Regions from separate parts of the Homo sapiens genome. Here region 2 is linked to region 1. Evidence: read pairs that join two places in POLR2A ChIA-PET (ENCODE). Cell type or tissue: endothelial cell of umbilical vein. All regions are shown on one strand.

Region 1 (5,000 bases):
GAGATGTCACTGCCCGTGCAATGGATGCTAGCTGTGCCCTCCTCTGGACTCGCCATTGTGGTCTCAGCCACTGTGAGTGAGGTTTTTTATTACTTGCAGCCAAATGCTTTCTAATGAACATAATGTGAATATTTGGAGCTTGGAGTGAGGGGGCAGGGTAGTTATTAATTAGAAGATACGGGCAAAACACTGGGATGGCTTCCTGACAACTTAAGAGGTCTCCGAGTTATATTCTGGGTTGGGAAACACTGACCCAGCCCTTATTCCTTCAAGGACTCTAGTCATTGGCAAGGAGGATTCATGAGCCCCAGTGACACAGATGGGGGCCCTGCTCTATATTCAACTGTCCAGAGAAGATCTAGTCACAACCCCTCATCTCAAATGAACTTTGGTTCAGAAAACAGAACTAAGGAAAAGTGGTTTCCTTGGACTCAACCGGTCTGAATTTCCCACTAACCACAACACTGACTTCCTGAGCAAGCTGGCTAATCCCACGTATACAGGCAATTACTTGTACATCACAGGGCTGGGGACAACACACACCAAGGCTGAGAAATCTCTAAAAAGCCAAGTGAAGTAAAGGGAGACAGAGTTTAGGTACAGAGGGGAACTTAGCAACGGAGTGGATCAGAAGATACAGCCAAGGCCCACGGTCTGGTCTGGACCTGATGAGTGGATGTCTGAGGCCAGACGCTGCCTCTGCTAATGGGTCCCTCTGCTAGACCTGAGGACCAGCCTGTCCACAGACTGGGCTTCCAGACACCCCAGACAAGCCACACAGTTGCAAAGTCTTTGTCATTCAATGCATCCAGCTGAGCGGCCAACATCCTCCTCCTGGATTCAGCACGTGGTGCCGAGTCTCCTCTATCCTTTAAGTGTTCCTAGAACCCGGGCCACCACCCACGATTCTGAAAATTAGCCTCGCTCGAATGAAACCCTGCCTTCCCTCTGACCTTCCATGACACCACTGATGCCCTGTCTTTGTGACCGGACCCTTGGCCACAGCATGGGGGCTGAAGCGTCTCCCAATGAGGTAAAGGTAAGGCTGGTTGCCCCTGGACAACCCTGCTCATTGCACCCACCCAAGGAAGTCCACCATTAATATGACCACGTCCACTGCTGAGATGACCTCCAAGAAGCGGGCAGGCAGGGAACCCTCAGAGCACCAGGTCCAACACAGCACGTCCCACCAGAAGCCCTGTTGAGGGCTCCGGAAGCCAGGCTCCCCCTGAGCCCGAGATGCCCACTCCCTCTCACACTGCTCTGCACTCGACCACCAAAGCCAGGGTCCTTGCGTACCCATTTCCCAGATGTGTGCAAACTTCTCGCTGAGGAAGACACATCTTAAGAACGAGCTGCTTGTCCCAGTTGTAGGCTCGCTCCTTCTTTTTGCAGAAGGTTCCAGCCCTCTGTTCCCTTCCACCATCTCCACTGGCATCCTCACTGCCATTTCCCATGGTGTCCAGTTCATTTATTTTGTTAGGGGGCCCCCTCCAAAGACAAAAGACAACCCCTTGCACCAATTTTCCCAGGTCTTCAGCCCCAGCCAGTTTCTCACTTTAAATCTTCCCCATTCTCCAGGACTTCCTGATTTCCTTCTCATTTTCCTTCTTGTTCTTTTGTTGTGTTGTTGTTTGTTTGTTTTTGAAACAGAGTCTCACTCTGTCACCCAGGCTGGAGTGCAGTGGCACGATCTTGGCTCACTGCAACCTTCACCTCCTGGGCTCAAGCAATTCTTCTGCCTCGGCCTCCTGGGTGGGAATACAGGCATGCGCCACCAGGCCCAGCTAATTTTTGTAGAGATGGGGTCTCGCTTTGTTGCCCAGGCTGGTCTCAAACTCCAGGGCTCAAGGAATCCTGATGCCTCAGCCTCCCAAGGTGCTGGGATTCCAGGCATGAGCCACCACGCCCAGCCTCCTGCCTGTTCTTTATTAAAGCTGGAGTTATCTGTCCTGCCTCTCCCTGCCTCTCCCTGCCTCTCGACCTGCTCATTTCCAGTCTGCTAAGAACAGGCTTTTTTTTTTTTTTTTTTTTTTTGAGATGGAGTCTTGCTCTATCACCCAGGCTGGAGAGCAGTGCAGTGGTGTGATCTCAGCTCACTGCAACCTCCACCTCCCGGGTTCAAGTGATTCTCCAGCCTCAGCCTCCCAAGTAGCTGGGACTATAGGTGTGCACCACCACACCCAGCTAATTTTTGTATTTTTAGTAGAGACAGGGTTTCACCATGTTGGCCAGGTTGGTCTCAAATTCCTGACCTTGTGATCCGCCCGCCTCGGCCTCCTGAAGTGCTAGGATTACAGGCATGACCCACTGCGCCCAGCCCAGAACTGGTATTTTTCTAACTGCGAACTGTTTGGTCCATGCCCCTGACCCCAAGTCCAGGCTGCACAGGTATTCATTTGCCTTGACATACATCCTCCAGATATCCCCAGGTTACCTCCAAGCTCCAACACACTCACTCTCCTTAGCCAGGGGATCTCAGCATGCTCGCTAGGACAACCTTCCTCCCCCGCCCTCACATGACTGGGAAGAAGAAGACACCAGGCCCGTAACAGGTGACGGCACGGGGTCATCCGTGCAAATGCAGGTAGTAAAACACGGCTGACCGCAACGCTGGGCTCTGGCAGGCCGGGTACGCACACCATGCCAAGCCCCATGGGGAGCCCCTGCCCTCATTCTCTCTCTCACACAACACACTGTGGAGGGAGGCACCATTTTCTTTCCCATTTTACAAACAAGGAAGCTGCGGCTCAGAAAGGTCCAGTGAGGAGCTCAAGGTCACACAGCTGGCAAATGGCGGAGCTGGGCATCCAACCCCCGAGGCCAACTGCAGAGCCTGTTCCCACCACCAGCAGCCAGCCAGCCCCCTTTTGAGGAGCAGGGCAGGCCTATCCCCGGACCATCAGGGAGGTGGGAGATCTCCCTGCACCCTCGGCCCCCTCTTTTGGGGTGTGCACCTGCCTGGGGCAGTCCCTCTGTGCCTGGCAGCAGCGGAGGCTTCCAGCCATCAGCTGTCTCCCCATGACCAGTACAAAGGGCTGTGTCCCATTCCCCTGTGCTGGGGAGAAGTGGGTCAGGGCTGGGCCTGGGTCCTGCCGAGGAACAGAGGGCACCTCCACTGAACGGGAGGCTTGGGAGGCCCGGTGCCATCTGTCGTGCTGACTATACGCCCCAGGGCCTGGAACGGTGTCTGGCGCATTTTGGGGTATCATGAGGATGTCTGTGGCCTGAGCAACAGAGGCCACCGCTGCCCGCTGCCACACCCCAGCCAGGCCCTCTGGCCCATGGAGTGACAACTAGAACCGGTGCCCCTCCCTCGGGACCCTGGACGTCCACCTGCCAACAGTTGTGTGATCCATTCCCAAATCCACAGAGCCCAGGGTGACTGTGGCCTTTGGGGCTGCACAGTCCCTTCCCAGACCCCTGTGATCACTGTGACTGGAAATGACTTGGGGTCCCACGGAGGCCGACGGGTGGGACAGGGGTCGGTGGAGCAGGCAGCATGCAGTCTGCACAGTCTGAGAGAGGCGGCATTTCCTGTCCTTTTCTACTGCATGTCTTGGCCCTGGGGAAGGGAGCAGAACTCCTGCAGCCTCGGTTTCTCCATCTGTAACGTGGGGCCATCGCACCCCATCCCAGGGAGTTACACACTCACAGCTAATGTCGGCCAAAACAGCCTCTGTCAGAGCGGGTTCTCAACCTCTTCAGTCTATGCATTGAATGCTTGCAAGCACTCTGTGAGTGTCCTGTGACGGCTGTAACAACGTAACACAAACTTGGCAGCTAGACACATTTAGCCTCTTACAGTTCTGGGGGTCCGAGGTCTCACTGGGCTAAGACTGAGGTGTTGGAGGGCGGGCTCCCCACCCAGGCTCCAGAGGAGGGGCTGCTTGTGTTCTCTGGTTTCTAGTGGCCACCACGTTCCCTGACCCATGATCATTCCTCAGATCACTCCAGCCTCCGCTCCCATCGTCCCAGCTCCCCACTCTCTGCCTCTGACCCCCTGCCCTCTGATGAGGATCCCTGTGATGGCACAGGGCCCACCTGCATTCGCCAGGACCATCTCCTAATCCACCACCAGCTGATTAGCTGACAAGTCCCCCTCTGAAGCTTCATTCCCCTTGGCCGGGTGAAGTCACACACTCACAGGCCCCAGGGGTTAGGACATGGATGTCTCTGGGCTCCACAGTTCACTTGGCCATGCCACCCCAGCCTCTCTCTCTTTCCCTGGTGAGGCTCAAGGTGGATGAGGCTTTAATATGGAGTGGGGGTGTTTTCAACAATCTTTCGCAGATTGTGGGCTGACTCATCCAACTGCAGGCACCGTCCTCCTTGTGGGGACTCTCAACAGGATGCAGGCACACCTCAGATTGGGCACCAGCAAGCAAGCAGGCAGGTCCTGCGGCCGAGATACTCCCACACTCTTCCTAGTAAATCACACTCTCCCTGGGTGTGAACCATCCCCGTCAATGCTCAGACCACAGGCCAGTACCCACTTAAAAGGCAACTGGCTCTGGGGTGCTGGTGGCCCAGCTGACAGGTGCCCTGACTTGCAGGAGGACTCAGAGGACACTGGCTGCTCGGGGATGCCTCTGCATCTGTGCCTTGGGGCTGCCGGCACCTGCTGGGAGGGTCCTGCCTCTTGAAGCACACAGCGGCACCGGCTCTGCCAAGTCCCCCGTTCTCTCTCTGCTGCTCAGCGTGGGGTCCCTTTTCTCTTGGCAAAGTCTGACGGCGGAAACCCCCTGAATAAACAGCTCCTGCACAGAGATGTTTCTCCGCGGCTCAGGATTCGCACTGGAGGAGAATTCAGAAGTCCAAGCCCATCATTTGATGCTGCCAAATTTCCGCCAGCCTCAGCGGTAACCTTCTCTGGCAAGGTTAAAGGGTCTATCAGATTCCCGGCCCAGAAACTAATTAGATAAAGAGGAAACCTGGGCCCCCTGGGGTATCTCCTCAAAGGCCGAAAGGTGCACATCCACCACATCCACCCCACCATG
Region 2 (5,000 bases), 110 kb after region 1:
CTAGGATTACAGGTGTCATGTTGGCCAGGCTGGTCTCGAACTCCTGACCTCTCAGGTGATCTGCCCACCTCAGCCTCCCAAAGTGCTGGGATTACAGGCGTGAGCAACTGTGCCTGGCCATAGAAACCCTGAGTTCTAATCCGCATTTGCCATTGACCAGCGAGGTGATGTCCCCAGGTGTTACTGTCCCCCTCTGTGGCATGGGCTGAGCTCTGTCTGCCTCCCTGGGAGCCTGTGGCTGAGGTCCAGGGAGATGCTGGGTGGGGAAGTCAGGACTCCTCTGGCTTCCCCATCTCGGTAAATGTCAGGGCCTCTGCCCAGAGTCCTTCAGCCCCGGGGCCAGGGCCCACGCTCCAACCGCCACTGCTAAGAGCCCTCCCGCTATTGGGGGCTGCTGTCCTGCCTCCCATCCATGGACACAGGAAGCCACAGGTGGTCCCCTGCAGGCTGAGCTGTCAGGGCCAGGGACACGAGGTGCCACTTTCAGCTTTTGGTCCCAGGTCCTGAGCACAAGTGGTGGCTTCCCAGGAGGGCCATCTGCAGTGGGTCTCTGGGTTTCCATGGGGTGTCCTGAGGCCTGTGTGCCTGCAGCTGCTAGGCCCGTAGGATGCCTCCGTCCAGCACAGACCTGATTTCTGGGTAGCCTGTGAGCCTCCGGGAGGACCCAGGCTATGGGCCCAATGGGCATGGCCAGGAGGGGACAGGAGACCTGCACACCACACAGGACAGACCCCTGGGGGCGCCTGGGCCCCCTCCTACCCTCGTCCACACACCATCTTACCCCCAGACTTGAGGAGGCATGAGGTTTGCTGCTAAAAGTGTTGGGGTGACCCGAGGGGGAGGGGCCCTCACTCATCAAAGCAGATCTCTGCTTTAAACCTGCATTGCTCCAGATGCCCCCCAAAGCTCTCCTGTCCAGGGTGGTGGCCCATCCCCTTACCTAACTCTCCTCTCTCCAAAAGTCTCCTCTCTCCTTTTTTTTGCCAGCTGGCCCTGCTCCCCACAACCCCGCCAAGCTCCATCACCCGCTCAGTGGAGCAGAGGCAGCCTGCCGGTTGCAGGGAGAGGAGTCTGTTCCCAGTGAATGCCACTACCTCTGTCTCTCCAGCACCCCCCAGGGGCTGGGCAGGGCCTGTCAGTGGGGTGAAGGGAGGTCTCTAGAGGGTGTTCCAGGTGGCCGGAGCTGCCGTTAGTCTCAGGCTTCCAGGTGGTGCTGGACCCTGCCACACCTTCCAGGGGCTCACATGTTCCAGGACAGGGGGTGCAGTGACAAAGCAAGAGAGGTAACAGCGGCCTTGGGCATCATCCCCCATCTCGGGCACCAGGCTGCCCAAACAAAAGCCGAGATTAATTTGCACCAGGTCGAGGGAGTGGACATGGGGATGCTCTGTCCGCTTCAGGGACTCTTTGGTTTCTAAGCAGGGGCTCAAAGAGGAGGGGTTCCACTATCAGCTGAGGGTGGTCGCCTGGGACCACTGATGGGCTGGTGTCCTACCTGCTATGCACAGATGGGCCCGGGACCAGACCTCTAGCAGTGTAGAGGTTCCCACACTGCAGCCCAAGTCTCCTCTCAGGGTAAGCGGGACCGTGCCAGAATTTCCAACAAACACCAGGAGTAACTTTCAAGTGGAAACACAGCTGGCACGGGCAGCACAGGGCTTATAAATGACGGGGCAATAAAGTGGAATTATGACCTTTGCACCTGTCCTTTGCTTCTGTGCCTTTCTCCTCTGCAGCCACCCTGGGCTGTCTCTGGCCTGGCCTCCTTTTACAATGGAGCTGGGGGTAGGACAGTCTATTAGACCAAGCCTCACAAAGCAGGGAAGCAGATGGGCAGGGGCTGGGTGGAGGTGAGGGCAGAGCAGGAGTGACAATGACCTGCTACTGTAGCCACAGTGCCCTGCATGGCCAGAGCCTTGGTGGTGCTGGTGTTCCCAGGTATTACTATCAGGAAGCCCATTCCATCAGTGCTGTTGGTAACAATTCTTGTATGCGTATGGACTTTTATACCTTTACATTCTTCTCTGTGAGCCACTGCAACAACCCTGCAGGGCGTGTCTATCTGCAGGGCATATAAATCCAACTTACAGATGAGAAAGCTGAGACATACAAGGGTAAAATAATTTTTCTCAAGGGCACCAAGTGTGGTGTTGATTTCTTTACATCAAGAGGGGATGTGAGGAAAGAAATGAAATTTCAAGAACTAGAAGGGGAAAGCCAGGAACCTCCTCCAAACAAAGGGAAGGCTGCACAGGGCTGGGATGAGGAAGAATATTTGTTCATGGCCAGAGCAGTAGCGTTCACCAAGGTGGAGTGCCAGACTTGACTAGCATCATCCCTTTATCATCTTAAAACCTCTGACACCATCACCACCAGCATCATTGCTAGTCACATCACTACCACCATCAATCACCATGACTATCACCATCAATAGAATCACTACCATCATCACCAACAAAAACAGCATCACCACTATCATCACCATGACCACCACCACCAGCATCACCACCAGCATCACCACGACCACCATCACCAGCATCACCATCATCACCAAGATCACCACCATGAGCATCACCATCAGCACCATGACCACCACCACCAGCATCACCACCATCATCACCATGACCACCACCAGCATCACCACCATCACCAAGATCACCACCACCAGCATCACCACCACCAGCATGACCACCACCAACACCAGCATCACCAACATCATCACCATGACCACCACCACTAGGATCACCACTATCATCGCCGTGACCACCACCACCAGCAGCATCACCACCATCATCACCATGACCACCACCACCAGCATCACCACCATCATCACCATGACCACCATGACCACCACCACCACCAGCATCACCACCAGCATCACCATGACCACCACCACTAGGATCACCACTATCATCACCGTGACCACCACCACCACCAGCATCACCACTGTCATCACCAAGACCACCACCACTAGGATCACCACTATCATCACCGTGACCACCACCACCAGCATCACCACCATCATCACCAAGACCACCACCACCAGCATCAACACCATCATCACCATGACCATCACCATGACCACCACCACCAGCATCACTACCATCATCGCCATGAGCACCACCACCAGCATCACCACGATCATCACCATGACCGCCACCAACACCACCACCACCATAAACAGCATCACCATGGCTGCCATCAACTACTTATCATCATTACCACCACCACCACCACCCCTGGTCCCTGACTCCAAGGCCACAAAATCTTAACATCTCAGAGGCTGGCTGACCCTGGGGATGCTCCAGCCTCCAGGTAAAGGAAACAGATGTCAGCTCAGATGTATCTATGTTTAGGTCCTGGGCCGGCCACCCCTGCTTCTGAGCAAGTCACTCACCATCTCTGACCTCGTGTCAAATGGACTAACATCACTGCATGCCCCCCTCCCAAGTTTACTCTGAGGATCACATGAGTTACCTATAAACATCAAATGAGAGGTGAGAGGATGCAACCACAGGGACAAGGTTTGGAACTGTGTGCTCTGAAAAGGCTGGAACGATAACGTTACATGGCCTGCAGGATGGCGGAACATGACTTACTCCAGTGCATACATGATATGGCTCCCGAGGGAGAGCAGGTGGATCCCAGAAGCTGACCTAGTGTTGAACTGGGAGGTGTGACAGCCAAGAGGACAGGTCCCCCACCAGGGCCATTGTGGATGAGGACTTTCCTCATTGTGTCGTCTTCTTATCAATGGCCACAGACAAGAAATCTCAAAGGACAGTGGCCCCAAGTCACTTGTGACTTCAGCAGCTTCCCTTTATCCATGGTTTCACTTTCTGAGGTTTTAATCACCCACGGTCAACTGAAGTCTGAAAATATTGAACAGAAAAGTCCAGAAATAAACAGTTGAAAAGTTTTCAATTGCATGCCATTCTGAGTAGCGTGATGTCGAGTGCCGTTCCGCCCGGGGGAAGTGACTCATCCCTTTGTCCAGCGCACTCCTGCTGTCCACACCACCCACTGGTTAGTCACTTAGGAGCTGGCTCTGATATCAGACCAAAAACATGGTGTATGCAGTACAGGGCAGTACAGGGTTCAGCGCTGTCCCCCATTTCAGGCACCCAATGGGGGTCTTGGGAGGTAGCCCCTGAAGATAACAGGGGACTGCTGCAGTCACAAAAGAGTTGGTAAAACCAAGAGGTCCCCATCCTTCTCCTGCCCAGCCCTGACCCCAGGGTTGGATTTGGGAGGAGGAGATTTAAACTCCAAGTGTGTCCTGAAACCCCGACGAGGCCACACAGGGTGTCCTATAGGAGACAGGAGGTGACGGCTCCAGGTGTGGCTTCAGATGATAGAGGAGCAACGCACTGCTCTCAGGTCGATTTCTGGGAGGAGGAAACACATGCCAGCCTCACCACCACCCTGTCGGGTCCACACGATCTGAAGGAGAGATCCGAGAATGTTATGCCCATTAGTCCTTGGGGTGTGGGGCTGGTGGCGGTCCGGAGACACTTCTCAGAGCAAATGGCAATGCTAAGCTGTAAGATGCTCCCAGTAAGGGCCCCCTACGCTGGTAAATTAGAGAGTGGCTGGAAAGGAGAGTCCACGGCAGGGATTCTGAATGGGAACAGTCCATGGGAAGAGAGCTTGGGAATCTGGACAGCCTGGCACACATGCTTCCCAGACATACACAACACGTGTTTCCTTATGAATAAGCGGGGATCATAAAGGCACCTCCCATTAAGGGCAATTACGAGGCTCAAATGAGGTCCTGTCTCTTCTCCATTGAGTGCCACAAAAAAGTAGAAAAGACACACTGCAAACCACATCTGTTTCCTGGTCAGAGCTCTGACTTTCTGATCTAGATCCTATGCTTATGGCTAGCTTCTAGAAACTTCTAGAGAGCCATGGGGCCTATTCTTAAATGCAGACTTACCCCACAAGAGTGGCCAGTCAAGGGAAGGCACGGCTAATCCCATCCTACACTCACACCTTCT

What was found. ChIA-PET counts read pairs that join two places held together with the same protein. Peaks named below come from ENCODE experiments on the same cell type or tissue, not always from the same donor. Only the 100,000 strongest peaks of a DNase experiment are listed, where the experiment ranks them.
Region 2: POLR2A ChIA-PET joins it to region 1 with 5 read pairs; 2 of 35 experiments call an interaction of 5 or more read pairs at or near these places.

Annotation. Positions count from the first base shown.
Region 1 is chr11:70,676,519-70,681,518 of GRCh38, forward strand. The region is part of intron 15 of SHANK2 (SH3 and multiple ankyrin repeat domains 2); the gene reads right to left. Among named protein-coding and RNA genes, the nearest start is that of SHANK2-AS1, 52 kb to the left of the region's middle. RefSeq lists enhancers at 3,866-4,629, 4,630-5,000. In endothelial cell of umbilical vein, no CTCF peak of the experiment used is centred here; no DNase peak of the experiment used is centred here.
Region 2 is chr11:70,784,488-70,789,487 of GRCh38, forward strand. The region is part of intron 14 of SHANK2 (SH3 and multiple ankyrin repeat domains 2); the gene reads right to left. Among named protein-coding and RNA genes, the nearest start is that of SHANK2-AS3, 76 kb to the right of the region's middle. RefSeq lists an enhancer at 3,698-4,897. In endothelial cell of umbilical vein, no CTCF peak of the experiment used is centred here; no DNase peak of the experiment used is centred here; H3K27ac peaks cover 1,339 bases.